Regions from separate parts of the Homo sapiens genome. Here region 2 is linked to region 1. The links are chromatin contacts, found by Hi-C or POLR2A ChIA-PET in ENCODE. All regions are on one chromosome and are shown on one strand. The core of a region is the stretch at or near the end of the contact, and the rest is flanking DNA. Distances in the headings are between cores, read along the strand shown.

Evidence for each region. A loop is a pair of places that touch in the nucleus more often than their neighbours do. ChIA-PET counts read pairs that join two places held with the same protein, here RNA polymerase II (POLR2A). Pooled maps may share reads with other maps.
Region 2: a pooled map shows a loop between it and region 1 (2.8-fold over the local background). The contact joins two enhancer-like sites. A Hi-C loop is called at or near these places in 3 of 50 pooled maps. POLR2A ChIA-PET finds 5 or more read pairs at or near these places in 2 of 52 experiments (Caco-2 and activated T-cell).

Annotation. Positions count from the first base shown.
Region 1 is chr3:5,022,124-5,024,661 of GRCh38, reverse strand. No RefSeq gene overlaps it. Among named protein-coding and RNA genes, the nearest start is that of BHLHE40-AS1, 43 kb to the right of the region's middle. RefSeq lists enhancers at 926-1,295, 743-1,942. Within about 2 kb of position 1,266, at least 18 of the 41 ENCODE cell types and tissues checked have a DNase peak (open chromatin) inside an H3K27ac peak, as active enhancers do.
Region 2 is chr3:5,329,292-5,331,829 of GRCh38, reverse strand. It overlaps the pseudogene LOC124906205. Among named protein-coding and RNA genes, the nearest start is that of MIR4790, 80 kb to the right of the region's middle. RefSeq lists an enhancer at 455-1,654. Within about 2 kb of position 1,274, at least 2 of the 41 ENCODE cell types and tissues checked have a DNase peak (open chromatin) inside an H3K27ac peak, as active enhancers do.

The sequences.
Region 1 (2,538 bases), core at 17-2,516:
TCATCTTAGTCCCAGTCTACAGGTGAACTCTGAGAATCTTTCTAAAGAAGAATTTCTAACTAGTAAAGAGAACAAATGATCTTTAGGGACTCGAAAGTAAACTACCCACAATAGCTGAGATGTGAAAACAATAAATGAATGGATAAACTAAATCTAGTATGTACATACAATGAAATATTATTCAGCCTTAAAAAGGAATGAAATTCTGGTAAGTGCTACAATATGATGAATGTTGAAGACATGATGCCAAGTAAAATAAGTCAGACACAAAAGGACGGTATTGTATGATTCCACTTATATGGAACACCTAGACTAGACAAATTTATACATACAGAAGTAGAGTAGAGGTACCGGGGGCTGGAGGGAGAGAGGAGTGGGGAGTTCTCGTTTGATTAGAATTCAATGAACAATTTAATTGGTGATGAATTGAAGGGATGCTGAACAAGCTCTAGGAATGGGTAGTGATGGTTGCACAACGTTGTGAATGTACTTAATGCCTCTGAATTGTGCACTTAAAAATGGTTAAAAGGTGGCTCACGCCTGTAGTCCCAGGATTTTGGGAGGCTGACATGGGTGGATCGCTTGAGCCCAGGAGTTTGAGACCAGCCTGAGCAGCATAGTGAAACCCCATCTCTCCAAAAAATAAAAAAAATTAGCTGGGTGTCGGGGCACATGCCTGTAGTCCCAGCTTCGTGGGAGGCTGAGGTGGGAGGATTGATTGAGCCCTAGAGGGTGAGGCTGCGATGAACGGTGATCACACCACTGCACTCTAGCTTCAGTAACAGAGGAAATTCTGTCTCCAAAAAAAAAAAAGTTAAAATGGTAAATTATGTGTTATGCATATTTTACTACAATGAAAAATTTTAAGAAAAAAAAGGTAACCCACATAGCAATCCCCATGCTTATCCAAGTCTTTCTTTAAAAGCAGACTCCTGGGTACTTATTAAAGCAGAAGCAGTCTTAACCCAGGCCTGCACTTGAAAGCAAGAAAACATCATGCCTTTAAAAAATAGCTCACGAGCGTGTGTTTTCACTAAACACAGGAGGCTGGTATTCCCCTCAGGTATTCCAAGTGAGCAAGATATGGCTGGTAGAGGGGAGAATTGGGAGGTGAGTCACCGGTTTGGCAGGTGACGTCACCATGAGGTGACCGTCTGCGTGGTGTGCCTTCCAACTCCCACGTCTCCCATTTTCTCCACTCAGGGGCGGCCAGGTCACCAGCTGGCTCAGCTGGAAGTCTATCTGTTCTGGTGTGATGTTTAGTGAGAAACATTCCTCTTTATGACTCAGTGACTCAATATCCCAACAGATGGGTTCAGGAAGGCTCCAGCAGCTAAAGCCAACTCCGAGGTCGAAACCTGGATAGCCAAGGAGGAGATGAAAGACATAAACCCTTGGGAAGGGAGAGGAGAGAGCTCGTTTTCTGTTTGTTGGAATGCTAAATATCTAAGAAGTAATGGGATGATTTAGGATAATAATTATTATCCTAAGACAACTTAGGAGACTGGCACACGGAAGAGGATAGTAAATATTTATTGAATGAAATATTCATTGATTATTATTTCAGAGGTATTCAGCTGCAAGAACAATCCCAAACTATGAGTGAAAAACACAGATTCTCGGGCGGGCACAGTGCCTCACGCCTGTAATCCCAGCACTTTGGGAGGCCAAAGTGGGTGGGTCACTTGAGGTCAAGAGTTCGAGACCAGCCTGGCCAACATGGTGAAACCCTGTCTCTGCTAAAAATACAAAATTAGCCAGGTGTGGTGGCACAGGCCTGTAATCCCAGATACTCAGGAGGCTGAAGCAGGAGAATCGCTTGAACCCAGGAGGCAGAGGTTGCAGTGAGCCGAGATTGTGCCACTATACTCCAGCGTGGGTGACAAAAGGGAAACTCCATCTCAAAAAAAAAAAAAAGAAAAAGAAAAATGTATATTCTTACTTATGTCTCACCAACTCTAGTTTTCTCAAAGGGGCACCAGAAATGGAGCTTGATATATTTTCATGGAATTGACACAGGTTTGATACGGACAACTATGATACTGACACAAAGAATCATGATGTTTATGCAGGTAATGAGATCATTAACAAGTAGTAATGTGAAGGGATTGTCTTGGACATGTTTGTACACTCATCCAGCAATTGTTAGCAGAGGTACCATATCTATATAAGATGAAAGGAAATGAGAAAGAGAAAGTATTTGCTTTATTTGTTTTTCCTTTTTTCTCTTTAGGCTCTATACTGTTGAGTCAATCTGGGATGGTTTAAGGTACATGAGCCTCGGTATCAGGCAAGCCTCAAATTAGTCAGTGAGGACTCTTAGTTGCAAGACAGAAACTGGATTCAAATTAGCTACAGGGGGAAAAAAAAGATCCAGCTGATGGCTTCAGGCATAGCTGTTTCCAGGTGCCCAAATGCTAGTGTTAGAGATTTGTTGTTTTTTTAATCTTTCAGCTCTGCCTGCCTATAAGATGACAAGGAATTGTCCCAGTAGCTCTAGTCTTACCTTTTGTGAGCTTAACAACCTCATTAGAAAGA
Region 2 (2,538 bases), core at 25-2,524, 310 kb before region 1:
AACTGGGAGTCCTGGACAGAAAGGACTAAGGAATTAGGTAGTTAGATGGTTAAAGATCCAGTACTGTAGGTCATGTGAACCTCCTGGTTCCTGACCAGGGAATGTAATGATGCCAGCAGGTGTATAAGGAAAATGATGTGTTGCACCGCTTGCAAAAACTTTATTTCAAAACGTCAGCAACACTGGAGTCAAATGTTAACATTTCCATGGCAGAAGCCTCATCATAACCAATCTTCACAAATAGTGGAGGTGGTATGGTTTGGCTCTGTGTCTCCACCCAAATCTCATCTCAAACTGTAATTCCCACGTGTCGAGGGAGGGACCTGGAGGGAGGCGATTGGATCACTGGGGCAGCTTCCCCCATGCTGTTCCCGTGATGGTGAGGGAATTCTCAGGAGATCTGACGGTTTATAAGTGTTTGGCAGTTCCTCCTTCCCACTCTCTCTGTCCGGCCGTCTTGTAAAGAAGGTGCCTGCGGCCGGGAGCGGTGGCTCACGCTTGTGATCCCAGCACTTAGGGAGGCCGGGGTGGGCGGATCACGAGGTCAGGAGATCGAGACCACCCTGGCTAACACGGTGAAATCCCATCTCTACTAAAAATACAAAAAATTAGCTGGGCGTGGCGGTGTGCGCCTGTAGTCCCAGCTACTCGGAAGGTTGAGGCAGGAGAATGGCGGGAACCCGGGAGGCGGAGCTTGGAGTGAGCCGAGATCGCGCCACCGCACTCCAGCCTGGGCGACAGAGCGAGACTCCGTCAAAAAAAAAAAAAAGAAGGTGCCTGCTTCCCCTTCAAGTTTCTCCATGATTGTAAGTTTCCTGAGGCCTCCCCAGCTATGTGGAACTGTAAGTCAATTAAACCTCTCTCCTTTATACATTACCCAGTCTCAGGAAGTTTTGTCTCAGGAAGTTCTTTACAGCAATGTGAAAATGGACTGATACAGGAGGGGAACAAAAAGTACCTGCACCAGGATATCCAGTGTGACTGACCTTTCCTACCCAAGACGAAGCAATAGAAAGAATGTCCCATGGAGCCGGCTTCTGGTTCAGTCCTCTTGTGATCTCTACTCTTGTCTCCAGCCAATGTCTCTGTGACCCTTGGCTCTGACCAGGTAGAGGAGATACTGAGCAACAGTGGGTGGGGATCGGGGGGAGACTGTATATGTTCCTGCCCAGGAGTGATCATTCATGAAGGATGTGACTCACCAACCAGCTTTGATCGTGATTTTGTGCATCAGGTCCCCAGAAATCCTGACTCATTCACTGAGCCATAAGGAGATTGTTTTAAAGCAGTTGAAGTCTCACAGCAAGTTTATACAAACAGAAGTGGGTTAGGCGTGGGACTCGCTGATGTAAATTGGACTTACTCATTGATTCACATAGTCTTCTCTCATAATGGATCCTATATGTAATTTTACCCAGAAGTGTTTGTTGTTCCTGCTGAGGTTAATAAACCTTCGTTGAAAACTTACTGTGTGTAGCTGATCCTGTTAGGCGATTGGGTTGGATAACTATACAGAGATGCTCTAAGTTATTGAGGAATTCGCAATCCAGTGGGGCAAAGTCAACTCAGTTCAGCCAGGATTTATTAGAAAGATGGTATTGGAAAGGAATGTGGAAACGAACTAGTCCCATCTACTCATTTTGCAAATTAGAAATTGATTGGCTGAGGTTAAATGAAGGAAACTCACATATAATTAGATGAGCTGACTCCCAGGGAAAGGGGTCTTTGAAGCCTGATTGTCATTGAGCTATATACTAGGGAAGGAGGGGTGGGGTGAAACAAAGGCCCCTGCTGTCACTGAGCCTGAAGAACTTTTAAAGAGACGACACTGACTTTTTAATGATCCCCATTCTAACTGGTGTGAGATGGTATCTCATTGTGGTTTTGATTTGCATTTCTCTGATGGCCAGTGATGATGAGCATTTTTTCATGTGTCTGTTGGCTGCATAAATGACTTCTTTTGAGAAGTGTCTGTTCATATCCTTCGCCCACTTGCTGATGGGGTTGTTTGTTTTTTTCTTGTAAATTTGTTTGAGTTCATTGTAGATTCTGGATATTAGCCCTTTGTCAGATGAGTAGATTGCAAACATTTTCTCCCATTCTCTAGGTTGCCTGTTCACTCTGATGGTAGTTTCTTTTGCTGTGCAGAAGCTCTTTAGTTTAATTAGATCCCATTTGTCAATTTTGGCTTTTGTTGCCATTGCTTTTGGTGTTTTAGACATGAAGTCCTTGCCCATGCCTATGTCCTGAATGGTATTGCCTAGGTTTTCTTCTAGGGTTTTTATGGTTATAGGTCTAACATTTAAGTCTTTAATCCATCTTGAATTAATTTTTGTATGAGGTGTAAGGAAGGGATCCAGTTTCAGCTTTCTACATATGGCTAGCCAGTTTTCCCAGCACCATTTATTAAATAGGGAATCCTTTCCCCATTTCTTGTTTTTGTCAGGTTTGTCAAAGATCAGATGGTTGTAGATGTGTGGTATTATTTCTGAGGGCTCTGTTCTGTTCCGTTGGTCTATATCTCTGTTTTGGTACCAG